Regions from separate parts of the Mus musculus genome. Here region 2 is linked to region 1. Evidence: chromatin loops called from intact Hi-C (ENCODE). Cell type or tissue: heart. All regions are shown on one strand. Each heading gives the region's core, and the rest is flanking DNA. Links, peaks and the distances in the headings are about the cores only.

Region 1 (15,071 bases), core at 3,291-11,290:
ACCAATCGCATATATGGCAACATATGTCCTTGGATCAACCTGTATCTGACCGTGTCACACTGTATCTAATCAATGGCATTCCCTTTTCTCTCAGCATTCCCCAAACCCAGCTGGACTGAACTGCCAAATTGAATATTTGCCTCTGAGTACAGAGGCGACCCTAACCCTCCATCTGCCAGCTCCTGCACCCATCCTGTTCCTGCAAAGAAGTGTTGATTCCCGGGGAACAGCTTGGCATGCGAAGGACACTAGAGCACGTGTTACAGTTACTGGTCTTAAGGCTGGCATCCTAGTGATGCTCCTTAGAAACAGGAGCTCATGAGAGGCTGCTGGGGCTGTATTGGGCCCCTCACAGTGGCTGCGCATTTGTGGACAACTAGGAGGCTTTAGGAAGAGGGGCCTTGGGCTGGGGGTGGGGCTCAGCGGAGCACTTGGATCTTAGTACATGCTGGTGCTCTTGTGCTCTCTCTCTCTCTCTCTCTCTCTCTCTCTCTCTCTCTCTCTCTCTCCTTCCCTCCTTCTTTCCCCTTTCTCTCTCTATCCAATCTCATTTGCCCTATCTCCCTCTTTTTTTCTCTCTCCCTCCTCCCCACCCTGTTCTCCATCCCCTCTCCCTTCCTCTCTTTCTTTCTCCTCTTTCTCTTCCCTTTTCTCTTTTCTCTCTCTTCTTCTTTTCCTTTTCCATCTCTCTTCCCCATCCCTCTTTTTCTTCATCTCCCCACCCCCTTTTTTCCCTCCCTCTTTCCCCTCCTTTCTTTCTTCCTCCTCCCCCCTCTCTTCTCTCCCTCTCTACCCCTCCCCTTTCTGCCTCCCCCACTTCTGGCCACCACAAGGTGAGCAGCCTTGCTCCATCATGCTCTTCCACCCCAAGCAACAGAGTCCACCAACCATGGACTGAAACCTCTGAGTGTGAGCTAAAACAAACCTTTCTTTCCGTTAAGTTGATTTGCCGCAGATATTTTATCACAGTGACAGAAACCAGACTGGCACACATGTATACTCATATATACATATAGATAAATGTGTACACATGTGTATTCACACATGCATAAACATGCACACTCATGCACACACATGAGGAGGACTCTTTAAACCCTGACCCTGGCCAACCCCAGTCCCTTTGCACCAGAAGAATTCTGCAGTGTGGGTCTTGCATCTACCTTAGGATTCCAGTGTGCTAACTGCGACAGTGTGGGCCTGTCTGACTTCCTCTTTCAGGGTCTCTAGCTTAGAAGTCAGAGGCCCAGGAGTGAATAAGAGCCTTCCTGGTCTCCCTACCAGGTGCAAACCCTCCCCACACTGAGGCCCCTTCCAGTGGGTGGCTCACAGCAGCCACATGTACTCACACTCTGTAAGATGGTCCCACACTCGCCCCAGCCAGCCACCAGAAACACGTGTGTGCTGTTGCTTCTGCTCACATTGCAGGATGGCTCTCCCAGGTACAGGGAGGCCTCAGGTATGGCCGCCTGCTGCAGAAAGCGCTTCTGGATGGTGATGATCACCGTCTCGATCTCACAGGACACGCTAACAGCGTCCATCAGGTTCAGCCGCAGGGGAAGGTCCTGGGCTGTGGAGCTGGCAATTGGCACAGGGACACCCCTAGTTCCTGCTGGGGTAGGAGACCACTCTGAGCCTGGGGTCTGGGTCATGTTGCCAGAAGGGTCACCTGCAGGTTCCAAGGAGACAAAGGCTCAGGATGAGGCTGTTTGGGGCTTGGAGGGACAGAGTAGACATCTGTGCTCTAAGGCAGCCATACTCAGGAGCTGCCGGCTCCAGCCACAGAGCCCCCACACTTAGCACAGAGCAGGCTACTCGGCTTTCTTTGGTGTGTTTGCAGGTCCATGTATGTAAGGTATATGTGCATATACATATAAGGTATGTGTTATGTATGTATTTGGTATGGTGTATTGTGTGTGTGTGTGCACCTAAGGTATATATGTGTGCATGTATGTGTGTGCATGTACTGCTTATGTGTGTATGTGTGTAGGATGTATGTATGTGTGTATATGTGTATTTATGTGTAGGGTCTGCCATGGATGTGCTAGGCATGAAGGAAGAAGTAACCTGCCCTGGAGTCTGAGACCTATCTCTAAGTAGAGTCCCAAGGTGCCCCCTTGGGAGCCTGGCTTCCTTCTTGCCCCCAAACTCACACCTTTGTAACATACAGGGAACCCTGGAAAGGTCTCCCATGTAGAGGTCACCCACATCCTGGGCAGCATGGCTCCCTCTACCATCCATTTCTGCAGGCTTCCAAGTTTCAGCCAGTTGATCGCATGCTTGTACCCACACTGGCAGGTGCTGGATTCGCTGTCCCTGATGGCCAGCTCCAACATGATGCAACCTTCTCTGTACTCTACTTCCTCAGGCAAAGCAGCTCCCCTGTCCCAGACTCTGTTTAATTACACAGATGGTTGTCTCCCTCCCCTGGACACATATGAAAGAAGAGGGAGGGCCAGTCACACACAGATAACACACACACACACACACACACACACACACACACACACCCTACACATACATACACATATACACACATACATCCTACACACATACACACACAAGCAGTACATGCACACACATACATGCACACATATATGCCTTAGGTGCACACATACACACTACACCATACCAAATACATACATAACACATACCTTATATATATATGCATCTATACCTTACATACATGGACCTGCAAACACATACATACAGTACATGCACACACACAATACACCACAACAAACACATACATATACAACACATACTCTATATGTATATGCATATATACCCTACATGTATGGCATGCAAATACACACACATGTATATACATGCACGTGCACATGCACATACAAAAAACTTGTGTAGGTCATAAAAAAAAAAAAAACAGGCTGACTTCCTTTGGACAAAGGCTCTGTTTTCTTAGGAATGAGCATCCATAGGAGAGATGATGAGACCATTCCAGAAAAGGCTTATGAGACTTACCATCACAGGACCTTCCAGAATATTCCACCTGTGAGTCAGGTCCTCCCTCATCACAGCTACATGTAAAAGACCCGAAAGTGTTCCTGCATGTCCCAGGGGCACAGTCATCCTCTTTCATGTCACACTCGTTGTAATCTGAAAAGCATTGAGAGAAGAGTGGAAGCCATGATGGACCAGCGAATGGCCCTGGGGTGAGCAGAGCCATCAGCTGTATGCACAGTCCTGCTGGGACAGTGCATCTCAGGAGGCAAGGTGGAAACATATCCAGACAACAGGCCACATGGATGTGGCAGGCTCAGGGCAGTCTATGAGACTCTTCAGTGTGGCTGGGGGTTGCCGTGGGAGTGGGGAGGCAGGGCTATGGTAGGATACAGCTATAAGACAGGGAAGGGGGTCCCACAGATCTGAACCCACTTCAGCCCACTGTTAGAGCCAGGAGATGCACAGGACTGGAGGCCTGAGCAGCAAAGCACTGAACCCAGGAGATCCCCCTACACCCCCTCCCTTGTGCCTTCCATCATTCTGCCCATTCAGTCTGTCACCCCTGCAGAACAGGGATTTGAACCAAAAACTCAGAGGGTCTTTACAAAGCAGACTTCAGGGCCGTGGCTGTGGCTCAGTGGTAGCACACTGCATACACACACAAGTACATACTCACACCAGTACATACACACATGTGCCTGCTCAGCACATAAATACATATATGTGTACTCACATGTGACACCCCACTATAACTCAGCATATGACCTTCCACCTCAACAAACCCATTCGCAGATGACAACAGCCTACAGTGTAGAAGGAATTCAGCCCTTAGCCCAGGCTATCAGTCGTTTCCAATTACTTGGCTTTGGAAGATGCTCTAAAGATGGCTATCCTTGCATTTACTATGGTCTGGACTGAAGTCCCTTCTCTCAGGACAAAGTCCCAGAATGCACTACCAGGCCAATGAGGAAGATGCTGTAGATCACTGGGTTTCCAAACAAGGTGAGGAAATCCTACCCCATCAGTCCACTTCACAGACTCCACAGCCCCAGCTCACCAAGCTGTGTTAAGATCCATGCTTAGCTCAGAGAGAATCTTGGAGCTGGCTTGTTTTAACTCAGTTTTGTTTATTCTATTTCTTCCTTTTGTAATCTGGACAAAGGGATCCATGGCCTCAGTGATCACATGACTTGTCAGTGACTTGTACTGCTTTGGGTTTTGTTTTGTTTTTTGTTTTTTCGAGACAGGGTTTCTCTGTATAGCCCTGGCTGTCCTGGAACTCACTTTGTAGACAAGGCTGGCCTCGAACTCAGAAATCCGCCTGCCTCTGCCTCCCAAGTGTGCTTTGGGATTTTATCTGTTAGTGTCCTGTGCACACTGGGCTGTCAGGCTCAGGTTTTGTCATCTCTGTGTGGTCTCACTCTGCACTCAGAGCTGTTGACTCTTCGCTACTTTGTTGGGGAAGTTTTCTTCTATCATTTTTACAATAGCGGCTTTACTCTGCCTGACAGGAGGATTGATATCTTCAAGTGATTCAAGTATCGCAGTCCTTTCCTCTGAAAACCCGAGCTTACTGAGGGAATTCCTCTCATTCTTCAAATAAAAAAAACATGTTAAATTTAAAGTCTTCATAGAAGAAATAGAAGAGGAGGAGGAGGAGGAGGAAGAAGAAGAAGATAAAGAAGACAAATAAAATGAAGATAAGGAGGAAGAAAAACAAGAAGAGGAAGAAGAGGAAGGAGGAGGAAGAGGAGGAAAAGAAACTAGAAGAGGAGGAAGAAGAGGAAGAAAAAGAAGAAGAGGAGGAGGGGAAGGAAGAGAAGGAAGAAGAAGAAGAAGAAGAGGAAGAAGAAGAAAAAGAAGAAGAGGAAGAAGAAGAGGAGGAGGAGAAAGAGGAAGAAGAAGAGGAGGAGGAGAAAGAGAAAGAAGAAAGAAGAAGAAGAAGAAGAAGAAGAAGAAGAAGAAGAAGAAGAAGAAGAAGAAGAAGAAGAAGAAGAAGAAGAAGAAGAAGACAGCTATCTAGGAGCAGGCATGGTGGCACACGCTTTTAACCCCAGCACTTTGGAGGCAGAGGCAGGTAGATCTCTATGAATGTGAGGTTAGCCTGGTCTACAGAGTGAGTTCCAGGCCAACCAAGGCTATATAGTGAGACCCTGTATATGAGCCAATTGTCATTTTTCTTTATATCTAAGGAGGGAAGAGTCTAAACTGTCCATCTCTCCCTGTTTTCTTCACTGTTGCTTCTGCTAGGATCTCTGTGGACTCTTCCTGGACACTCTGACTGCCCAGAATGACTGATTTGTTCTCAGCTCATCAAAGCCCTGGGTGACAGGGAAGGGACATCCCTAAGACTTTTAGAAGGTTCAACCCTTCAGTTTTAACACTAGTATGGTAGCAATAAGAAAGACAAGAAAGCCACTTCATGCTTCAGACCGTTCCTGGGAATCCCCATGAAGAGGCTCAGAGCACATCTTCCTAACCAAGAGCCACAGCTGACTTTGACTGGGGCAGATTAGTGTCAAGCCCAGCCCCTGCATACCTTGCATAAAAGTTTTGCCTCTGACCACCTCCAGCATCGATGTGTTCTGTAAGGCATTGAGGAAGCCAGCAGACACCTCCCTGACATCAAGGTCTGCTGTCATTAGCAGATTAAACTCCACCACGATGCTGCCATTTGTGATGTTAATGATGTCCACACGGATCCTGCCTGCATCCATGTGCTGACGCAGCGTGGCTGGCAGAGAGTCCCGCACCTTTGAGAAACAGGCTGTGTGAGAAGGGCTGCCTGCTGAGGTCACAGGCCATTTGTCCTAAGAATAGATGCTCCTGGTAATTTCTGCCTGGCATCCAGGACAGGTTTGTGGCAAGAAGGTCCAAGTCTCAAATCAGTTCTTGGCCCTCACAGGCCAGCCCAAAACACCTTGGGTGTTGATGATGCCCAGAAGAGTCCTTTTTCCCTATAAGCAGCCAACAGCTGCAAACAGCTGCCCTTGAGGTGAACAGAGGGCAATGCCAGCAGAACCCCGTCCATACAGGCCTGTAACACAGAAGCTCACAATGGCAGTTAACAGTCACCTGTTCTTAGTTCAGAGGTAGGGAGAGTGGGGGGCTGAGTGGTCCTGAGGAGGAAGACCACCTATGCCCTTTGTTTTTCTAGAATGTTTCTTTGCCTCTAATGCTTCAGGACTTATCCCCATCCCCTCCCCTCTTCTTCCTATCCACCTGTTTCCAGGCTACTTCTGAGTGAGTGTCGCCAGCAGCCAGCCCTATCAGGACACAAACACACAGACACACACAGACATAGATACACACACACACACACACACACACACACACACACACAGCCAGCCCTATCAGGACACAAACACACAGACATACACAGATACAGATACACACAGATACACACACACACAGACACACACAGACATAGATACACACACACACACACACACACACACACACACACACAGAGTTCCTGCCTCTGAAAGGCTTGCTTTTGTCTTCTATGTTTTAGAGCACAGTCATATGACACAGACTGCATCGTTCTGATCCAACCCAACACAGTTAAAGACACATGGTCTTATGATAAACCTTACCAGTCCATGTGATTCAAATTACCCTGGAAAAAGTGCCTCCAGGGACTGTTAGAGAAACCCATAGGGGACAGTGCCCCATGGCATGAGCTCCTGGCCTTCCCTTTCCTCCTCTGGGACACCCAGGGCAGAGAACCCCCTTGTCTCCCATCAGAAGCTGGGTATCACCATCCCCACCCCTGCCGACTTTGGGGGGCTTGGGCAGACAGCCACTGTGCTTATCTAGGGGACTCCTGCTTCTCAACCCCCTCCCCTGATTTCCTTAGATAGATCTGCCAAAGCATTGGGTCACCATTCAAATGTCACCATTTCAAAGTGATCTCCAGGCAGAGCTCTAAACCCTGCTAGGAAATGATGAGCCATTAGCCCATCACCTCCAGAGCCGGGCTTGGTATCTTGAATGTGTATATGGTACACAATTGTTTTCTGCCCTGAGACACTAGACAGGTAAAGCAACTGTGTTCAAAAATGGGCCAAGGATGAAATATTCTTAAAGGGAAAGGCTAATCTAAAAACTTGGGATGGAGCTGCTGCAGTTGGCCATCAAAGTGGGGAAGGGGCTCAATCAACATCCGTTGTTGATGTTGTATACAACCATTTAAAGAGAGGTGATGCATGTTATCCATCACCTCTGAGGACTCTTGGATCCAGGTACTTGGAGAGTTGAGAAATCCAGGATAAAGAAAGCAGGGCCTCAGAGCCTCTGGAGCCAGACTGGCACAGCTCCTGAGGCTGCATGGTCCACTCCATCAGAGTAGCACCCATTGGCTTCTGGACATACCAGCATGTTAATCAGAATCAACACTAGGTGGCACTGTCCAGCCCTCCCGTTAAAACTCAGACTTCCTGGCTAGGTTGAAATTCCCCTGGTTCACTAGATTATAGGTGCTTTATCTATACTTTAAAAAGTCATGCAATCTAGGGCTGGGGCCGGGGCCGGGGCCGGGGCCGGGGCCGGGGCCGGGGCCGGGGCCGGGGCCGGGGCCGGGGCTGGGGCTGGGGGAGAAGTAACTTGTAAGGGGTATAGGGTTTCCACTGAGGGTAATTAAACATTCTGAAATTAGATGATGGTGGTAGCTGCAGATATTTGCAAACAATATAAACCAGTGGATTTTCACACTTGCGACTATCACACTGTCTGAAATGGAGCTCAACTTTTAAATTTCATGTATGTGTGTGTGTGCATGCATGCATGCCCACATGCATTCAGTGCATACATATTACAGGGGATGGAACCTAGAGTCTGGTGAATTCCAGGTAAACATTGTAACACCCTTAGCTTTCTATTTTATAAATTTCAAAGCAGGTCTCACTAAGTCATCCATGCTAGTCATGAGCTCTCTCGGTAGCACACATAGGCTTTAAACTTGGAATCCTCTTGCCTCCACTTCTTGATTATGGCTCTGCACCAGCAAAACCCTGGTTAAGCACTTTGTTGAATATAGACAGGGCTTTCTGCTCCACAGGGAAGGTGAAGCAAGAAGGGGTATGGCTTCTGCCTCCTCCAGACAGGCCACAGCCAGACAGTTCAGGATGCTTAAACCTGCTGGAGTCTGGCCCAGCTTCCCCCAGAAACAGGTAATCCACAAGACCCATAGGTCTTATACCTAGTTGGCAGCATGTAGAATCCCCCTGCCTCCTTCCTTTATTCCTGTGGAGTAGGACTGACCATGCTAACTCACCGTTCTGAAGAACAACTCTACGAACTCTCGGTGCTCCCTGCTGCTGGTATTGAGGAAGGATTCCGAATACTGCATGCTCGTGATCCGGACGTTACCGGCAAGTTTCTGGGCCACTGCAGGATGGAGAATGCATTAGGTCACAGACTGTCATTTCAGTGTCCCTGATGGCTACAGGAGCATCAAAGCTGTCCTGGCTCCAAAGAAGAAACAGAGACTGATTGCTGCCCACAGCCATGGACCACCAGGCTCCAAAGGATATGGAACAGCATGCCGCTGGCTGGCGTCTCTTGAGTTTTTACTGCAAGCCAGGCAGCTGGCTAGCAAACCGGGACAGTTGGAGAGGAAACAGGCACCAAGAGACAGTCAAGACCACAGTGTAAACCAGACTTACCTGGATACCAAGCCTCTGCTCAGAGCTCAGCGCCTATGCCTCACTGGGGGGCCTTGTTCAGTCAGCTCCTTTCCCGCCCTGTGGTCATACCTCTCTGTGGTCTAAGGGTGGCCCCACTTTGACCTGGCCTATTCTCTGTGAGTCTTTGCCTTTTGGGGCTTCTAGGAACCCATGGAACATGCACATAGACTAGAGCTTAGACTGTTCCCAGTCGCATCCTGGCTTCTGGCACGTCAGTCTTTACATATTCAACCCAGTCCCTGAATGGCTGTGCCATGTCTGCTCCATGTAAGGAGCCTGGGACACCAAATGGGAATGACAACCTTCTCCCCCTGGTGACATCCAGTGCACCTCCCAAGAGAATCTCACTCAGACCTAAGACAAACTGTAAAGCCATCCCACTACCGTTCCCAATGAGCCTCAAACCCCGTGTTCTTGGGGGAGAGGGGACAGTGTTATTGTACCAAGGGGCCAGAACCATGGTCAGAGGCACACACAACGTAATGGGAGGGCCATAGCAGCAGCAACGGTAGGAGCAGACATGGGACACGTCTTAGAGCCATACACACCCATAGACAACCCCTTCCTTCCAGAGTGAAGGAGACCTTCAGGGGTCTCCTGGCTTGGCTCAGACACAAGGGCTTTTCCTGCCTGACCACCCTCTATTCCAGATGGCCATGAGCTGTTTTTACTGCACCCGAATAGGTCATCTTAGGCACCACCCAAAGAATGTACCCCCAACCTCGAGACACAGCACCCAGAGTGTGGGGAACTCCCTGAGTTGTGAAGACCGTCTACAGCATCACACACATAGAAGAGTCGTGTGTTGGGAAACAGATGTCAAGTAGTAATTAAGAAGAAAAGAGGGTGTTAGCTGACTATGTAACTGTGGGAAGGACTGTCTCCTGTGTAATGGGGTCCCTGTGTTGTTATTCAAGTCTGACACCATCTCCTCCCAAAGTGAGCCAGGTGCTTCTATGCTGAGAAGGGTATGGACACCCAGTACCCCACAGTCAGCTTATTCTCTGCTCAACTTTCATGCCTGTCTGCTTGCCCAGAGATCCTTACCTGTCCGCACTTTCAGCTGTGTTCTGGCACCTTCTTTCCCACACACCTTAGCCACAATCTCCACCAGATACAAGGTTCCCCATTCCAGTCCTGACAATGTCACATTATTGTTCTGGGTCTCCATGGTCATGGCAGGACCCCGAGGAGAGACCAATGTGAGGTGGAAGGCAGGGGAGAGGCGGATGTCTGCAGGCCACTCGAGGGAGAAGCTGGTACTGGTCACGTTAGAGACCGTGACCTTTCCAATGGGTCCAGGAACTGGGAAGTGGGACAAAAATCGTTGACATGAACATCGATCCACCTACATTGTGGGACAGGAAAAGAGCTTCCAAAGGCCCAAAGTCTAATATTTAACAATGCAGGGAGGGGTGAAGCCAGCCAGTGATGCAGACTCTCATGACCCCATTACAGAGACAGTACCCCTGTGCACAGGACCTTGTGGGACCCTTAGCTTGGCTTCTTAATGGAAGCCCTGTGTTATGACAACAGGAATTGGTTCCTAGGATATTTCGTTCCAGGGATGGCTCATCCCCAGCCCTGGGGTCCTAGGCTGCCTCAAACCATTCCTCCTCTGCAGGTTCTGGGTGGCTCCTCCACAAGGTGATCTAGTCTAATCCTTTACAGGTGTCCCAGGGGCAGACATTGGCACTGCTGGCTTGAGAGTCCCTCTGACAGGGAAGTCTCCTGTGGGATAATCCTGGCTCACAGGGTCCTGGAGCCCATGTTGTACCTCAGAGGAAACAAGGGTCACCCTTGTCAGTGGCTCAGTTTGGGCAAAATCCACAGTGGATGTGGCATGGTAAACTGACCAAGGGGCAGGGGACACTGTCAGCTAGGCCATGAGCCTCAGCCCACATGCTGGTTGGAAGGGTCATTCATTCCTAGGTGTTCCCAAGACCTGGTGACAAACTAAACCCTTTGTGTACCACCTGGACCAGCTGGGGGGTTGCAGAACAGCTGTGACGTAGATAACTGAAGTACACACAGGGGTATTGAAGGCTGGGAGATGTCAGGGCTGCATAATCAATGGAGGTTCAGTGTGGCTGGGGTGAGGAAGAGGGCTTCATGGGGTCAGCAGGAAAGCTGGAGTTTGGGAAGCTGGGATAGTATAACACTGATGACAGATGAGGGTGCGGTGCTGCTTGGAATTATGGGATTGCTCCAGTACTAGATGGGATACATACTCCCTAAAGTCCCTCTCCCTCCTGTCTATCTTCTCCCTCAACTGTTGAAAGCCAAGGGCTCATAAGAAGTAAAAAGGGAGAGAGCCGGGGATGAGAAGGGAGCCTTTATTCTCTCTTACTAGACCAGACACCTGCTGCCAAAGAGAACCACACTGTCCCATGTCTGAGCCCACCTATGTTCAAGATGAGAAGGCACAACCAACATTTCTGGCAAGTCTGACGCCAGGGCCCACACAGGCTGAGGTTCCAACTGGGGTCCCTGTCCCCAGATGACTCACCACAGGCAGGGGACTCTGGAGTCACATCGGTTGGGGCCGATGGCGGGCCTGGGAAGGAGGAAGATCGAGGGTCTTCATTCTGTAGTCTTGTGGAGTTCGGAGGTGTCTTCCAAGTGGGACTGGAGTGCCACACAACATAGCCCGTGGTTGTAGCAGTCAGGAAGGGTGGATCTTTGGTGATAAGTTCCTGTGACTCTCGAGTGGTGTGCAGTGGGGCATCTGTGGTCCCCTGATGGGTTCCATGGGTCTGTCCTGGAGCCCAGGGAACAGAGCTTGTCACCCCACTGGTACTTCTGTGGGTTTTGCCCAGGTTTGGGGTCACGTTGGGCACCTCCATACCTTGTCCCGTGCTATTCCTATCCTGCCTGACTATGCTACCCCCATCTCTCACTGATGGGGGCACTGGGGTCCAGGTTTGACTTCTTGCTGGGGTGCTCCTTGGGTGCTTGGAACTTAGTGACTCGGTGAGGGTCTCTGGGCCAAAGGTTGTTATTCCCGTACTGGCAGCTGGGACTGTGACCTTCGTTGTTACAGACAGTTCATCTCCTGTGGGGATCACCATGTCACCTACAAGATATATCCACTGTCAGATGCAAGAAACAGCCATCAGAGTCTCCTTACAAGCAAGAGCCATCCCTAGAGAAAGACACTGCATTGCAAAGATGCCCTCAACCCTTTGTGAGTCTGGAGAGATGACTTAGCAGCCAAGAACACTTGCTCTTCTTCCGGGTGACACAAGTTCGTTCCTCGGATTCAGTAAGGAGCTCACAGTGCTCTATAACCCCACCTCTAGGGAATCTGGTGCTCTCTTTGGACCGCTGCAGGCAACGGCATTAGTGTACACCCATCAACATAGACGAGCATGCAGATACATAATGGAAAGCGAATCTATAAAAACAAAATTGTCCCGTCGCAGTGGTGTGGACCTGTAATCCCACCTCTGAGGAAGCAGAGGCAGGAGGATACCTGGGGTTCAGTAATCAGCCAGGCTAACCTTATCTGTGAGTTTTGGATTCCAGTGAGAGGAGACCCGTAGTGTGTACATACGGTTAATCCTAGCACAAGGTGTATGGTTCAGCCTCTACAAGCACATGCACATACATGTGACTACCACACACACACATATGCACACACAAGATGGGGGGAGAAGGAGGAGAAGAAAGAGGAAGAGGAGGAGTAGGAGGAGGAGGAGGAAAAGAAGAAGGAGGGGGAGGAGGAAGGGAGGGAGGGAGGGAGGGAGAGAGAGAGAGAAAGAGAGAGAGAGAGAGAGAGATTGAGAGAGATTGAGAGAGAGAGAGAGAGAGAGAGAGAGAGAGAGAGAGAGAGAGAGAGAGAAAGAGAGAGAGAGCTCCTTTTCCCCAGCATGCTCCCAAGGCAGACATGACTAATCAGGACAGAACATCTGATATCTGTAAGGGTAGACTTAACTAATCGGATACAGAATCAGATATCTGCAAGTATCTGCCTTCTGCTTCTTAGCTCAGCCCCTTCCCCCACTAAAAGACTTGGAGAGTGGGTAAAGATACGTCAGGACTAAGACTCAGGAGCCCCTTCCCCACCCCTGGAGGTCCCTCTTCTAGTTTTTACATTCTCTTCATCTTGAATCCATTAAGAAATGATTTCCCACCACTGCCTGCCCCCTCTCACCCCCCCACCCCCGCTCCTGGGGACATTTCGTGACTTTCTTGGGCTGGGGTACTTTGCTTATGTGGATTCTTTTATGTGTATGTGCGCGCGTGTGTGTGCATGTGGTGTGTATGTATATATATATATATGCATACATACCCTCGCAGACCCTGCCAGCCCTGGAGGGGCTGGCATCCCTGGCTGTGAGGCACTGGCACGTGTAGGAGCCCTCCAGGTTGATGCAGCGTGCGCTCGGGTGGCAGTCATGCTCCGAGCTGTGTGCACACTCATCCCAGTCTGTGGGAAGAGGAGGGAGTGTTAGTGAGAAAGGGGCCGGACTGGTCAGGAAGCAGAAGGGGAGCAGACAAACTCTCTCTGCCCTTCCTACAGAGAACTGCTGGGCACGGATGGGCCTCCTGAGGCCCAAGTCTGTCAAACACTCAACGTGAAAATTCTCTCTTTGGCTTGGCAAAAAGAATTAATAACAGGGTTGGTGAAGCAGCTCCAAGGTGAGCAGCTGACTGACAGACATTGTAGTACCGTGCCCTGACCACCTGACACAGGGATCTCCCTACCCCGACCTCCACCACCTCTCATCCCTGCCCTATGGACTCCTCCTTTTGCACTGTGTGCCGGACCAGTGACTGTAAAAGGCAGTCCAGAGGGAAGGAGCCCACGTCAGGAGGAGCCTGAGGTTCTGTCCCTTGCTTCTCATAGAGGAGCCCGGGATATGATTTACACTTTTATTTTATTTGACTTTCAGGTAAAGGGAAGACTAGCTCAAACTGCTGCTGCCTGAGCAACTTGTGAGCCCCATTGCCCTAAGAGACAACATACCTTGCACGAATGTCCTCTGCTGGTCAACCTGGAACACGTTGCTCACAGACAGGACGGGCAGCATAGGCGTCAGTGTGTGGACCCCCACTGAAAAGTCAGGGTCTTGCAGGGTGAGTCTAAGCGTCACCACTAGACTCCCTGCCTGCAGAGACACGATCTGCATCCTCAGCCTCCCTTGTCTGTACAGGTCAGAGATGGCTTGGGGGAAGGAGTTTTGCACCTAGCCGGGAGACACACGTGGCTGCTCAGATGGCTGCTGGAGATGCCCCCCTCCCTTGCCCCCACTCACGAGCTCCCTGTTCCAGCTCTCCCTGGAACAGCTGTGGAGTCCCACAGTACCCACCACAACCCAGCCTCTGGCTACTCATGGACAGTCCACCCAACTGTCCTTGAAGGGAATGTGTGGCCTGTGGGTGAAATAGGGAGCCAGTCAGCTTGATTGATGAGCTTACTGACAGGGAAGGCCAACCAAGAACGCCCCAATGGCTTGTAGCAGTGACCTCCTTACTGGGAAGACACCAATCTCTCCCCTACCATCCCATGAGCAGTATGACTAGCTTAGGGGGACCCATAACAACAACCGACAAAAACCTAGCTAGCTAAGAACCTTCGAGGGGAACCAGGCAGGGGGATCATCTCTAAGGTCAGCCTGAGCCATATGGTGAGCTCTAAGCCAGCCTAGGATGCAGAATGAGAGCCCGTCTTTAAAAAACAAAACAAAAGAAGCTGGTGCTCTTAGAGGCAGGTATCAGGGGCAGCTCTCCAATAGTCTGCCATCTCTGCACACCCTGCACATAGAAGACCCTAGATCTTTTTATTCTAGACTCTTTCCAGGGAGGTTGGTATGCAGAGTAGCCTGGGGACCTCAGGATGGTGGCTCCCTCCAGAACAAAAGACAAACCCTTCTACCATCGGCGTAGCAAACAGAACCTCCCCTTCTGGAACATGACTCAGGGTCTATAAGATCTGGGCTTCCTAAGTCAGGGGTTGCTCAGTTGAAGGATGCCCCCGTTTGCAGACATGCAGGTCTTCATAGACAGTGCCCTGCATAGTGTCTGGGAAGGGCAGGATGGAGAACCAGCCTTATCTGTTTCTTGGGCCATCTGCTATGCTGCGATAGGCACTCTACCACTAAACTAGAAGCCTTGTGCTTTCTAACAACATCAGCAACAGTATTATCAAGCTAGCTTGTGGTTTTCCAAAGGGGTAAAATCCCAGGCCCTGGATAGCTGGAGAAAGGCAGCTTTCTCTCCAACCCAGAACCTATGTTAGCTAGAAAATACTAGCTCCATTCTCCAGGCCTGGCGCCGGTGTCTCCTGCCAACCACAGGGGGCAACAGATGCTAAGACTGGTGGCAGAGACTTGCTCAGGAAGCTACTATGAAGCTACATAGGATAAGAGCACCCAAGGCAGAGATTTGTACAGTAAGTCCAGCCATATGATCAAGGTT
Region 2 (15,071 bases), core at 3,649-11,648, 240 kb after region 1:
TCCTCCCAACCCTCAGACGGGTTTCCAGAAGGAGATGTCCCGGGGCTGTGACTAACTGCAGGTGGTTGCTTGTGACGGAAGACACTGGGCTGGAAGGGGACTGAGCAGTCTCGAGTACCTCTTTCGGAGGAGCCCATTTTGACACCCCGTACCCACCTTGGATGACACGCAAGCTCCCGTAGCTCTAACTTCAGGGGAGTTGTGTGCCAGCTACGAGAAGTCCCCCAGACATACCTGATCTCCCCATTCGTTGATCACGGGCATATTAATATCATCAATAAACACCGTCATCTTCCTCCCTCCTGGGGGGCCGTAGGTACTCCCCATCCTCTTATCCACGTAGCTTTCGATTGTCCTCTAGAGAAAGGGAGATGGCTTGACACAGACCCTGGATCTCAATCCTTGTGACTCATTGTTTTCAAAATCGGAAGCAATTGGCTGACGTAACCCGGAAGTTCAAACCTAAACTCTTAAGTATGCAACACTTGCCTTTGTAAAAACAAGTGACAGGAATGTTAGCCACCAGTACACTAAAACGGATATGCTCCCGAGCCCAGCCTCAGCTTCGACACTAAGCCAAAGCGCGCTACTTGGATTTAGCTTAGATCTAGTTCAGTCGTGAGAGAGCAGACGTGGGTCTGGAGGGATGCCTCGGGAATTAAGAGAGCTTACTGCTCTGGCAGAGGACCAGAGTTGGTTCATAGCAACCACATGGCAGCTTACAAATGCCAGTTTGAGGAGATCTGGCACCTGCTTTGGGCCTCCTCAGGCTCCTGCATGCATACGGCACACATAAACTCATACATATGCATGTGTGTGCATGTGCACACACACAAACACACACACACACACACATATGCATAAATTTTAAAAAAGAGGCAAATTTCACGGATGCTAACTGAATCCCCAAACCCGTGTTTGGAGTGAGTGCCTTTTATGAGAACCACCACTTTAAAATTTTAGTCCGCTCATTTCCACAGCAAATGACGGATCCTACCTGAAACATCATTGGCTCTGTAGCAGAGGAAAAATTCAGACTCTTGGACAGCTGCACTTCAGGGTCGTATTTCTTCAGGTACGCCTTCACCATTACCGTTTTTGCCGTGCCCTGTTCTCCCGTGAGCAAAACCGCCTGCAAGTGTGAAAGGGCCGGGCTGAGGGGGGCCATCCTGTGCTCAGCACCAAACTCTGTGTGATGTTACCTACTGTTACTCACCACCCCAGGAGTACAGACTCCACTTGTTGTTTGTTTTCTACAATCACACCCATATTTCGGTCTCTCCCAGTGAAATTAACATTTAGGGAAGAAAAAAAAAACAACCTCACACAGCAATACTTGATGCTGGAAGAGAATAAGGATGCCTATCTGCAAGCTCACTGGAATAGGGAAGAGAGTCTGGAAGGCCACGCCCACATCCCTCATCAGCCCAGGGGAGACAGAGAGGAAGAAAGAACACTGTGGAACCTGGACCACTGTCAGAGTGTCTCTCCACAGCGACATACCCTCTGGGCCCTTGTGTTGGGATTTCCATTTTCAGTCTGTGGTATATGAAAGCAAACGTGTTTCTTACACGGTCTGGGACACTCACTTTGTGCTGTTTCGCGATCGTGTCTATCAAGAAGTTGGTCCTGATGTTGTCCACATTTGGAACCAAGATGGAAGAGTACTCTGGAATGCTGTCCGTCGGATAGAAGTATGGCTGAATTCTCTTGTTCCAGTGCTCCCAGTCACCTACACGGCAGGTAGAATTCCGTCGTAATCAAAATGTGTCATCGACGGTCACGTTACATGATAGGGACTGTCGCTCAGATCATGCAAAGAGTTAAAATGCTTTCCCAAGACACGATAAATCTACTTACCTAATGTCCCCTCTTTTCATTCTTACCAGTGGCTACTTATTTTCCTGTTTATTTCTTTCGTGTACCTTTGCATGTGTGTGTGTGTGTGTGTTTATGTGAGTGTGCATGTCGGGGTCAGAGGGTAGCCTCAAGTGTGACTTTCCTTCGAGCGCTGTCCACTATGGATGTTTTTATTTATCTATTTTTTGTTTGTTTTTAGACAGACTATCCCGCTGGCCTGGGGCTTCAACACTAAGGCTAGACAGGGTTGGCCGGTGAGCACTGCAGATCCTCTTGGCTCCCTTTCCCCCAGAGATGAGATTGCACGTACACATCCCACAGCAGATTTCTACATCAGTTCTGGGGGTGAAACTCAGGCCCTCTCACGTGGTAAACTGACCATTACCACTGAGCCTCTCTTCCAGGTCCCCTGAGACCGCTAACGGGTTTACCGCTTTCATTGATCTCTACAAAGAACTACCGTTTGGTTTCTCCCCCTCCCCCCAGTTTAGTTTCTATTTCATTGATTTCTGTTTTAATTGTTGCTCTTTCTTCTGTGTGCCTTGGGATTAACTGAAGCCTTTTCTCGACATGGACAGATTGCTAGAGTCGCTCTCTTCTGAAGGTTTTACAGTGTTACTGTAAATGGTTCTCTGATCTTGAAAGAGAAGATAAACTCTGCTTGCTTGAGAGGGGGCTGTTCCACAACTGTCAGCTCAGTACAAAGGCGAGGCCCCTGTACCTTGCTGGAATCACCTGTCTGCATCCTAGCATTTGTCCCGTGCACCCATCCATGCAGTTTCCCTGTTTGTGGATTTGTCTTCCAGTCTCCTCTCTGGCTCCTCCTCCCTGTGCGGGTCCCTCTGCATTACCTCTTAAAGCCCTTAGGGGCCTCCTCCAAATCAACTCCTTCCAGCCCTGTTGAGACGGGTGGTTCCGGTGGGGTTTCCCTAAGTGCCTGCTGGAAGCCTCCTTCTCTTTGTGATAGGGTTCCCTTCTGCCTTTTCCCAGTGGCTAAATGACACTGGTCTATACACCACGCTCCACTTGCTGATGCTAGAGGCTCAGACTCTAATTCCATCTGGCCTGAAAGCAGGGACTTCTAAATCTAAGAATGGAGTCTCTCCCAAAGTGCTGATGTCCAACAATAACAAGAACTCCCCCCAATATATATATATATATATATATATATACACACACACACATATATATATAATGCATACACATATTTACATTACACACTATACACATACAAACCATATACATAGACGCATAAAAACATATATATGTACACAAAAACATATATATTCAGAGACATAGACACACATTCAATACACAGACACACATACACATAGATATACATACACACACACACACACACACACACACACACACACACTGAAGGATGAGATAACAACTTGAGAGTCCTTTATGAGCCCAGAGTACGTAATGCTTTGGTTCACTTCATAGGCACAGATGCTCAGGCATATAAATTCTATCAGCACAAACCATTTACAGTGGTAAGACTAGAAAGAGTCCATGAGATGGCTCAGCAGCTAGAGGGGCTTGCAACCAAGCCTGACAATTTAAGTTCAATCCCCAGCACCACAGAGTGGGAGGAGGGAGCCAACTCCCACAAGTCGTCCTCTGATCCCTACACTTGCACAGTGACGCAATCCCTCTATCTCAGTCCTTTGAGGAAGGCCATTCCGAACACAGACGTGTGCCCCAACTCACTGGCAAGGCTCTGCCGCCCTCAAAGGTGCCAAGGAAAGCCAGAAGCTCATTGGCAGCGTCGCGTGGGCCCCGCTACCCGGTGGCAGCTTTGGGAAGAGAGTTAGGGGATCTTTTTCTTAAAGACACTGAGGACAAGCCCTCTGACTAATAGTTCCACCTCCCCTGCTCCTGCTCCCTGAGCCCTCCGGAGATTCTCGGAGATGCACAGCAAATTACTCCGCAACTAGGAGTTAGGTTGTGGCCCGTGTGCTAAATCAAAGGCTGCGTGCCTTCTGCTTACTCTCTCGTTGTTTTTCTCTCCCATCTCCCCTCCTGTCCTATTTCTCCTTTTAATATAGCCACACAAAAACGCCTTTGCAGCTCTGGCGCTTTGGAGAAGCAGCAGAGGTAAATATAGGAGCCAGGGCAGGATCTTTGGTTGCTTTGTTGTCTCGGAGGCAAGGGAGCAGTTCGAGCCTGGTTCTGGATAAAAGCATTGAGTCGAAGGGCACTGATTTAAAGGAAAGCTGAGCGGGGCCAGGGGCAATGCCCTGCCCACTGGGCTCCCTCTATTCGCACTGGCATTGGCAACAGAGGTGGTGGGACCCCTCTGTTGTGTGTGCTTCCCTGTTACTTCCTAAGCGTTAGGAAGCAGGCGATGTGCCGGGAGCTGCTCCTCCCAGCCGATCTTCCTTAGACCACTCCAAGTGGAGAAGTCAGGGCGGTCACCCTCAGCACAGCTGATATGGAAAAATCCCACCTCTGGCTTATTGTTAAAACATCTTTGTAGTTAGATTCCCCGGTGGCCTTAGCTCTCAACTCCTTGGCCATTTGTATTTTCAGGTCGCTTTGTTTGAACCGTACTTAGCCGCACTTACCGTAGTCGGTAACGTAAAACTCATACATAGTCTGCTGGGAGCCCTTGGGTATCTCCGGCAGGTTCAGCTTGCTCCCGTGACCTCGGAGGAAGACTTCCAGTTTTTCCCTGCTATCCAGTTCCAAAAGGGCTCCCAGGCTCCACATCAGACCAAACACAAACAGCTTGTGGAGGTGGTCCCCCGACGAGACGCCACCTTCTTCTTTGGAAGGGATTAAACCTTCCAGGAGATTGAGAGACTGGAAGAGATTTCAGATAAGATCCATTTTTTTTTTTTTAGTCTCAATTTTAAAAATGCGCAGGCTGACATTTTTGAAAGGAGAAAATGGAAAGCAAGAGGGGGAAGAGAAAAGAAAACAGAAATAATATCTCAAGACATAGCCTGATGAGTGTCCTTGCGGTCCCCAGTGTTAGAGGACAGATAAAGCTTCGGTCGGGCTGTGTGACCAACGGAAGTGAGGAATGAGTTGGGAAGCCACAAGTGTGGGTTCTACCCCAGCTCCTGTGGCTGGGTCTGCTTTCCCCATCTAAAAACTAAAAGGCCTCCTCTGTGGCTCCTGGCTCCAAAGTTAGATTACTAGTGTGCGGATTCATCCCTCTTTCTCTAGGGATTCAAATCTCAGAGCCCTCACCCCCCAAGCCACTTAAAAAGAGCTCCTAGGCTGTAGGACTTCCTATACTAGGTGCCCCGTGAGGCAGCCGAGCGGAAAGCTTCAGGTGTTTTCAGAAGGGTGGGTACAAAGCAGAGCGGAGTCTCACCTGCATGATGTAATTACACTCCAGGAGCTGCATCTTGGGGTTGAGGCTTAGTTTCATGTACGTGTATGCGTCTTCAAACACCTTATCATACAGACTCAGGAAGACGGAGGCTTCCTGCTGGCTGCGCTTCTTCAACCATGCCTGAGGTCAAAGGACAACATCTAAGCACTAGGAAAGTGTAGAGCTGCCAGTGCGACTCTGTAGATCAAGTGCTTGCTTGTCTTGCGAGCTCGGAGACGTGGGGTTGATTCCCCGAACTCACATCAAAAAAAAAAAAAAAAAAAAAAAAAAGCCGGATATGCTGGCATGTGCTCATGATACCAGCGATGGGGTTTGGGGAGGGGGAGGGGACAAGCAGGTCCTTGGGACCCCCTGGGTAGTCAGCCTAGCCTCCTTGACAGGTTCCAGGCCATTGAGAGACACTATAGACAAAGTAAAAGAAGTGTGGATGGTAAGGTGGCTTAAAGAAAAACACCCAAGGTTATCCAATGGCATCCCCATGTACCCGTACACTGGGCTATCTGCACACGCGTGTACACACGTAAGCAAAAATGAGAAGAGCAGAGACCTGTAGACCCTGGCCTGTTTCCGGTCCCCACCTGTAATATCGGCCTCCAGCTGAGAGCCGAGCTGCTGATGTATACCATGCCCATCCTTGACACCGTGGCAGGAGAGGCGTTCTCAATGTTGTGCACCTCAAACAGCAGCTTACAGGTAGGGGCCATGGGGATGCGGTCCCCGTTAGCCAGGGTGAGCGTCTTGTTATCGTCCAACACGGAGTTTAAGTTCTCAATCCAGATGGCATCCACGGGGCCGTCTAGGATGAGGAAGATGTTCTCACCTGCAAATGAGGACGGGAAGTAGGGGAAGATAGATCGGTTTTTCCTTCTGCAACTAATGAAAACGGGAAACTGAGCAAATGCAAGGTCCGTTCTAATAAGCTCGCAGGGAAAGAGTGAACTCGGAGGGAGGCCCGTGCCTACCCTTTTTAGCTTTTAATGTCTTCCTCCACAGAGTGGAAAAGATCCCATCTGTCCAGTCGTTGGTGGCTGTATCCAGCCTGCCGAACATCTGAGGCGCGGTAATCGCCTTTGGATTCATTCGCATCTCTCTGTGAGGCCTCCCACACTCCGTTAATGATTTCATCAGAATTGTTATGACCGTCGTCTTCCCAGAACCGCTGGGCCCGAGGGTCATCAGGCCATGCCGTACCAGAGAGGTCTCATATAACTACACCATCAAATGACACATTGGGAAACGTAGGTTATTAGTCTCCGGCTGATGTTTCTGCGTGCTAGCTGAAATTTTAAAGGCTTTAAATAATATCTAAGTGTCCTTTGTTTCACTGGATTTGGGAAGCAAAACTAGTGTGGCGTTGAAAAACAACATAGGTGATAAAGTAATGATGTCGTGGGGCTTGAATTACATTTTGCAAATAATTAATTCAGGATCTGCTTTCTGCCTCATGTGACATGGGTGGGTGGGTGCGTGTGCTGTGTGGTGATGTCGCCCCCCAGTGGTGGAAAGCAGCAGCGCACAGCATCTCGGTAAAGATCTAGGGTGCCCCTGAGCCTGCCTCTGGGTCTCCAGAGGCACAGCTTGAATAAAGATTTTTGCATGTGGAAGTGATTTACTTGGGGAGAGCCCTCGGAAGATACAAAGAAGGGTGTGGATATTACAGTCCCAGGGATGGGAAGACTGGGGTAAGGTGCAACGGAGGACAGCTGCAGCAGGCAGACAAGCATGACCCCACCAGGGACTCTCCACCTAGAAGCAGAGGAACCTGGCCTTCCTATCCCCTCGCCCAGCCATCCTTCCTTGAGGGGATAGTACTTGGGAGCAATAAGTGCTCGGGAAATGCCTGCCCCTGCGCCCACACACAAAGTGCCTTCAGTCTTCCGTTTGCTCCGAGAACAAGAAGCATACATGGGTACGTGGGAGTGGGAGAGAGGATTTAAGGAGGCATACTAAGAACACAGCAGGGAGTGGGCTGTGGAAATAGCTCAATCAGGAGGGGCTTGCCTAGAGTACGTGATGCCCTCGGCTTCTGATGCACCGTGTAAGGGGGCACACTCCTATAATCCCAGCACTCCAGAGACAAAAGCAGGGGGGGGGGGCAGTCAACAGGTCAGGGCCATCCTCGACTATATAGGAAGTTCTAGGCCAGCCTGGGCTAAAGATCTAATGTAGTTGAGCCATAACACATGTTCACACTCACACATATGCACATCCATGCACACACACACACACACACACACACACACACACACACACACACACACTTGTAGGGAGAGTTTTGGTTTCTTTAACCACCCAGTGACCTTATGTGTAAATGTTTTTGTTTTAGTCCCAGGTGTGGGGTATGGGCCTGCTTCAATCTGTCTACAGCTGTTAACTATGATTGTCTCGTCCTCGGATCGGGGCAAGGGCAGTGGCATGGTTTTTGCCAGCTGCAGATAGTTTCATTCTGGGAACTCTGAGGAGGGCATACATGCCTGAGCCCTAAGAGAGGCAGGAAGAATAAGGAGGAGGAGAGGGAGGAAGACGGAAGAAGAGGAGGAGGAGGAAGAAGAGGAGGAGGAAGAAGACAACTGCTGCTTCCTGCAGCCTCCTGCTGCTCCTGCTTGCTCTTGTGATGGTTTAACAAGAAGCTGGAGCTCTCCTGACTGTGACGATCAGCCTGGCCCCAAGGAACACAATGCCCCTCTCATCTGCAGGAAGTAGTCTAAAGAGGTCTGTGCCCCCTCGCCCCTCTGACCTTCTCTTTCTCCTCCTTAGTGTTGGGGGCTGGAAGGGATCGGGGAGGAATAAGGGTCGGAAGGGAGGTAGACTTCTAATAACCCAAGAAAATGACAAAGCAATTATGCCAACAGATGCTCATACACACACCTGCACACCTCATGTACACACACACACACACACACACACACACACACACAAGCAAAGGAGCAGACCTAGGTTCCTCATGCTCTAGGGTGTGTCCCCTTGAAGCGTCTGCAGCAGGTAGTACTGCCAGGCCCACAGCAAGAGGCCTGCTGGGCCGTGCCTCCCCATCCCAACTATCTCCCATTCCAGTAACCGTCAACCTTCTCAGGAGGGTGAAGTAACAGCTCGACTAAATGACTGCCTGATTGCCGCACGACAGGGCAATGCACTCTTTCCTAAGACAAACGCAACCCTGAGGATTCGCCGTATGATGGTGGAGGCCTGGCATCTAAACTCAGTTTCAACATTCACATCTGGTAAGTATCGTGGGGTGGGCTACGCCGTGACCGCTGATGGGCACTCGCTGTGGGTTTCCGATGCCCTTACCTGCACTAATTTGAGGTTCCAGGGTGGGTGGTTTATCAGACCTTCTAGGTTAACCTGGTTGTCCACCGCGGATTGCAGTTCCGCGTAAGTACTGCTGTCCAGTTGTAACCCCGGAAACAGGTCGTTGATCAAGCTGAGGAACAGAGGCTCATCTTCGTCAACCTAGGAGGGCAGACATGAGCACAAGCGTACTCAGTCAACAGTTGTCTCTTAGCTAAGTAGGACATATGCACCCTGCCCCCGGTGACTTAATCCCACAGTGGCTGGAAATCTCTATCCAATCAGCATCCTGTCTTTATCTTTAAGGAGTAGGTTTGCGTAAGCTGACCCCCTCCCCCAACACTTGGTGTGCTGTGTCTTTAATACACAGATGGCTGTGTTCCCAACTTCCAGTCCCTTCTCAACTTCTTCTATCCACTGGAGCTCCCTCAGTACTTTTTATTTTATGATTTATTTTTATGTATGTGTCTGTGACTATGTGTGGATATGTAGACATGAGTGCAGTTACCCACAGACGCCAGAAGGGGGCGTAGGATTTCCCCACCCCACACCCCCTGGAGCTAGAGTTGGCAGTTTGGAGCCACTTGGCATGGGTGCTAGAAACTGAACTCCGATCTGTTGGAAGAGCAGCAAGTATTCTTAATCACTGAGTACTCCAACCCCCCAAACACACACACACACACATGCACATATCACACACACACACACCTCACTTATCTCACACACTCAGTCAAACATACATATGCACACTCACACACACATTTACACATATGCACACTCCACACTAATACTGACACACTCACAGTCACACACACGCATGCTCATACACATTTACACACATATACTCACACATATACAAACACATAGACACTCATACACTCACACACATACATACATACACACACATAGGCACACTCAGAGAGACACACACTCACAGACACAAAGACACACACACAGGCGGGCGTGGTGGCACACGCCTTTAATCCCAGCACTTGGGAGGCAGAGGCAGGCGGATTTCTGAGTTTGAGGCCAGCCTGGTCTACAGAGTGAGTTCCAGGACAGCCAGGGCTATACAGAGAAACCCTGTCTCAAAAAACCAAAAAAAAGAAAGAAAGAAAGAAAGAAAGAAAGAAAGAAAGAAAGAAAGAAAGAAAGACACACACCACACAATGATCTGACACCCTCCTCCGACCCATGTAAGCATACACATACACACACACACACACACACACACACACACACACACAGCATAGAGTTCTCATAGTTCCTTGTGAGCCCAGAGCTTCATGCTTAGAATCTGTCACTCTGTGGACAATGCTAGAAACCTACATTGATGAGCTGTTAAGATGACACGGTGGACAAAGACACTGGTTGCTAAGCGAGACAACCTGAGTTCAGTCACTGGGAGCCACCTGGTAGGAGAAAAACCAACTCCCAAAACTTGTCATCTGAGTTCCACACTCACGATGTGGCACTCTGCACATGCATTTACACACATGCATTTACACACATGCACGTGCATGAACACATACGTCAATGTAAATTTTAATTTTTAAGGGGGCTAGAGAGATGGCTCAGTGGTTAAGAGCACTTGCTGCTCTCACAGAGGACCACACAGTCGGTGGCTCACAACCAACCCTAATTCCAGTTCCTCCAAGGGCACTCATGCACATACAGGGTAAACGGATAAACACATATGCAAGGAACGAAATCATACACCATAAATAAGAATTTTAAATTCAAAAACAACTTTAAGGTAAAGTGGACTGGAAATTTGGAGCAGAAGCCCTCTCTCTCTGAGGCCCTGGTTTACCATACACAACCACAGGGGAGGCACTCTCGCTATATGTTGGCAAAACACACCAAGATCTGAGTTCATACTTACCAGTTTAGAAAGGTTCATGTCTCGTAGCCCTCTCATGACCGTGCTTAACTCACTGTCTTCTGGCCGAGCTCTTTTCTGAGACCCAAGGGTCCTCAGCACAGACAGGATATTTCTCAGTCCAAAGTCATAGTGGACCTAGGGCAGGGGAAAGAGAGAGCAAAGATGCGTCATTGAAAACTTCCAATACACTGCTGCAGTTGGTGAGTGGCCATGCTGGAAGTGTTGACAGCTCAATTCATCTTCCTTCCCTTTGAGGGAGGAGAGGGAGCGTTTCTGTCAGAAAAAAAAAGCGAGGTGACATGACAGGATTCAAACCTGATGTCTGTTTTCAGAATAGGACAGCTGAATGCAGTCTGAGAGGCAGACAATAGATTTTTAAATGCGGAGCCTGTAAGTCACACATTCCGTTTACATGGCATCCTTGAACTAACGTCTCAGACAGAGAAGAGGATCGGTGGCTTTGACAGCTTAGCGATTTGGGAAGATGGGAAGTCGAGAGTACAAAGACGGCAGAAGCGAACCTTGTAATATATGAGTGCTGGCTGTTGATTGTGGTGGTGTTACATTAATCTTCATGTGTGATGTAAATGTGTGCGCACAGGCACACACACACACTCCAAGAGAACATATAATTGGCAAAACTCTTGAATTGTATCTCTATGCTCTATTACAAGATGTTGATACTAGAGGAAGTGGGGTGGAGGGTACACATCTTCCTGGACCTTTTCCACCCCGATCCCTGAGAATCTCCAAGTATCTCTGAATTAAAACATTTGTAAACAGGTGCTCAATGGGTCAAGTTCATTGTGCATATATTTAGGAGTGACTCCGTGTGTTTGTTTAATCTCACTGATTAGCATCTATCAAGGTAAAATAGCAAAGTTAAAATCTAGACTCAGAGGGCTGCAGAGATGGCTCAGCAGTCATGAGCACTGACTGCTCTTCCAGAGGTCCTGAGTTCCATTCCCAACAACCACATGGTGACTCACAGCCATCTGTAATGGGATCTGATGCCCTCTTCTAGAGTGTCTGAAGACAGCTACAGTGTACTCATATAAATAAATTAAATAAATCTTTAAAAAAAAATCTAGCCTCAACAGCGGGAAAGACAGATCAGGGGTTAAGAGAACACACTGCTCTTGCAGAGAACCCAAGTTCAGTCTCAGGACCCCAGTTTAGTTCCCAGGGACCCATATCTGGCAGCTGCCAACCAGTTAGCTATGAGTCTAAGATGAATCTGATGCCCTCTTCTTGACTCTGTGGGTACCACACTTACAGACACATACCCACACATGCATACACATTAATTTAAAAAAAAAAGAAATGGGAACAAAAGCCTAAATTCTTTACAGGAATAATAAATATGCGTTCTTACCTGTTTAGTAAGCTGCTCTTCGCAGAGTTTATAGAGAACATAAAACTTCTGCGCCAAGATAACATTTTCAAGAAAGCCACAGCTAGCAAGCTTAACTCGCATAATGATCTGCAGGTTAACACAGTGAGACACTGGTAAGCAACTTCGGTGGGAGAAAACAAAGTAAAGAACATACATTATTCTCACAAGTCCTGGGACGTACCTGCCGATCAGGAACCATCATTGCAACTGTTCTAAACTGGATTTTTAAGTTTTCTGGCAGTTCCTGGCGCCCGGCATATCCAGGGTTCTAAGAGTTAGGATATATTTGATTATTGGTTCAGTTTTTACTTCCTGGACATAAACACATCTCAGGCATATTCTGAGGCAGTACACAAAAATATTAGGTTTGTAAAATGCCCTTGCTTTCTAAAAAATGAATATTGGTCCACCCTATTTAATATATTTTTATTGTATATTTAATGTAACTTCACACCATACCTTTTAAAAATATACCCCAGCTTTAATCCGTGATCAAAGTCACACACAGTTTTGCACAGCAAAAAAAATTAAGCACCTGTGCGTGCCACTGGTTTAAAATGTAGAACAGCGCTGAATGAATCGACCTGAGCAAGTATGATATAAAATATGTTATTAAAGGGGAGGGCCTGGAGAGATGGCTGAGTGGCTCAGAGCACTGGCTGCTCTCCCAGAAAAAAATCCAGGTTCAGTTCCTAGCACCCACATGGTGGCTTACAACCAGCAGCAATAACTGAGAGACTGTGTTTCAAAAACTAAGGTTATCAATACAGAAAGACTCCTGATACTGACCTCTGGTCTCTACATACCCATACACGGGTGCATATGCAAGTATGTGCATGCACAAACCTGCATGCACCGCACACACGCACATACAGACACACACAGAGACACATGCATACACACACACACACACACATACACACACTCACACACAACAGGACAGCTAGTTTCTCTTACTGGCTGTGTGTGATTTGAGCCTGCGGTACCTCAGCCAGAAGACATTACTCAGAGAATACTGGAGCTCTAGAATGAGACAGAGGGGCACTGGCGTTATCCTAGCTGTCTGCTTCTATAATCCCCTCCAGGCCCCATTGTGGGTAGGTGTAGTTTGTCCCATGAGACCTGGGTGTGTCCTTTCGGGACAGAAACTCCAAGCCAGGGCATGATTTTTTTTTTCTTTTTCTTTGCTATAGCATCCAACAATGACTGAGACAGTGGCCACCTGATTGGCCCAAAACTAGAAGTAAGGATAGAGCCTGGCCTCTCAGCTCCCATCCTTGTCAACCCATAGCAAGTGTGAGGCATGAGAAAGAAAAAAATATCTTTGTGGTTTTAAGCAGCTCGCATTCGTAAATGCTGCTCTTATAGAGGGCCAGGAGTTCAGCAGGCAGCTCATGACTACTTATAAACCTCAGCTCCAGGGGAAGTCAGCGCCCTCTTCTGGTCTCCTACAGGCACCTACACTCACATGTACACACACACACACACAGGCAGACATGACTAATTTAAAAATTTTTTATACCCACATAAAGAGAGAATCTATGACTTCTGGCTCCCTTATCCTATAATACAAGGACTTGTCTATTTCTATCTACAACAATTAAACTCTCCAACTTGCACTTAAAACCCGTGTACTCACCATGGTTAGGAAGATTCCGAATTCTGGATTTAAATCCACACAATCGCCATCTGAGAAGATGAACTGTTTTTTCCTCTCTTTCCTCGCTGTCAAAACTATGTAAATTTGTTGCGCCGCCACAGATAAAACGGGCAATTCAATTCTGTTAAACTCATCAAAGCAACCCCAGGAACCGGACTGTGCAAGACCTGGCAAGAGAAATAGTTAATTTGCAAAGTTTCACTCTGCGAGGTGCCTTCTCCACAGCAATCATTCCTCCAAAGTGCTTCCCAACAATTACGTCTAAACGCAATTTATGTGAAGTTTCACGCTGGGCTGTTTATGAAGGTGTATTTCATCCTTGTTATGGGAATTGTTTAATTACTCACTTATCATCACCAATCACAATGAAATGGGATGGTATCAAAGGAAAAGTGCAAATACATCATTGTGGGCAGGTTTCCTGAAAGGTGGTGACATAACACTGTCTATAAGGACCGCCTTCCATGAGGACGTCATTGTGATGACATCACATCCCCTCTGTAAGGACCACCTTCTGTGAGGACATCTTTATGATGACATCACACCCCCTCTCTGTGAGGACTGCCTTCCATGAGGACATCATTGTGATGACATCACACCCCCTCTCTGTGAGGACTGCCTTCCATGAGGACATCATTGTGATGACATCACACCCCCTCTCTGTGAGGACCGCCTTCCTGATGACATCACACCCCCTCTGTGAGGACCACTTTCCATGAGGATGAAGAGGGTCAGCTCCTGAGTCTCTGGGGAAAACAGCAGGATAAGGGACATCCCTCCGCTGAGTCAATCTGTCTGTTTTCTTTTATTACAGTGAGATAAGAAGGTCAAGGGGTAGGATGAGAGAGAAAGTGGCCAGAGGGATTTTTATTTCTTTTATGAAAGCAAACACCCAGACAGACCCGGAGGGCATGAACACTGTTCCTTGTCTACTCTCTAAGGACAAAGACCTTCATCACCTGCAGCTGTGTGAAAAGCTTGCTTTCTTTTTACATTATCTGCCCAATCTTCTCTCCCTCTTCTCTGGAGACTCCCATCCCGAGACTCTGGGAAGGTTTAAGTCTGTCCCTCTAACCTGCATACTATTTTGGCAACTCAAGATAGGATGATTTTTTTTCCCCCTTATAAACCGTAGTTTCATTCATTTTGGGCTCCAACTATTATGTTTTTCCTAACAGCCTTTTTCTTTAGTTAGCTGAATATAATAGAGTTTTGAACCTCTCTGGAGTTATTTGTTTTGCTAAGTTTACTGCGTTTTCCTGTTTCCCCTTTAACCCGGCTTAGAGATCTTTGTGCTGTCCTCTCTCTATCTCTAGCTTGCTTTCTTTAACTGTGTATGTCTTTTTTCCTTGAGACAAGGCTTCATGTATTCCTATCCCAGACTTTACCTTGAACCTACTCTGTAGCCAAGACTGGCTTTGAATTCCCCACTCCCCTGCTTCTACCCACTGAGTCCTGGGATTACAGCTGTACATCACCACACCCTGCTTGTACGGTCCTGAAGACTGAGCCCAGGGCTTCATGCAAGCTAGGCAAGAACTCTATCGTCTAAGCTATGTCCCCAGCCCTGCAAGGTGTTTATCGCTCTGGGTACCACTCTAAACTCCGTTGGTAATGTTGATCTGAT

Evidence for each region. Peaks named below come from ENCODE experiments on the same cell type or tissue, not always from the same donor. Only the 100,000 strongest peaks of a DNase experiment are listed, where the experiment ranks them.
Region 2: a loop joins it to region 1, with 8 times the contacts of the local background. A loop is called at or near these places in 5 of 42 quality-filtered maps.

The regions. Positions count from the first base shown.
Region 1 is chr17:30,982,722-30,997,792 of GRCm38, reverse strand. Umodl1 (uromodulin-like 1) reads right to left here. Exons shown (of 22, transcript NM_177465.4): 9 at 13,621-13,840; 10 at 12,943-13,080; 11 at 11,158-11,724; 12 at 9,696-9,953; 13 at 8,237-8,349; 14 at 5,501-5,714; 15 at 2,980-3,114; 16 at 1,347-1,666. Among named protein-coding and RNA genes, the nearest start is that of Umodl1, 36 kb to the right of the region's middle. In heart, for the core only: a CTCF peak has its summit at 7,348 (motif pointing right); no DNase peak of the experiment used is centred there; H3K27me3 peaks cover 1,259 bases.
Region 2 is chr17:30,738,108-30,753,178 of GRCm38, reverse strand. Dnah8 (dynein, axonemal, heavy chain 8) reads right to left here. Exons shown (of 93, transcript NM_013811.3): 45 at 13,424-13,611; 46 at 11,966-12,052; 47 at 11,764-11,871; 48 at 10,389-10,523; 49 at 8,504-8,665; 50 at 6,175-6,421; 51 at 5,791-6,032; 52 at 5,192-5,332; 53 at 4,434-4,671; 54 at 1,590-1,732; 55 at 998-1,132; 56 at 235-357. Among named protein-coding and RNA genes, the nearest start is that of Gm24661, 36 kb to the left of the region's middle. In heart, for the core only: CTCF peaks have their summits at 6,718 (motif pointing left) and 9,021 (motif pointing right); no DNase peak of the experiment used is centred there.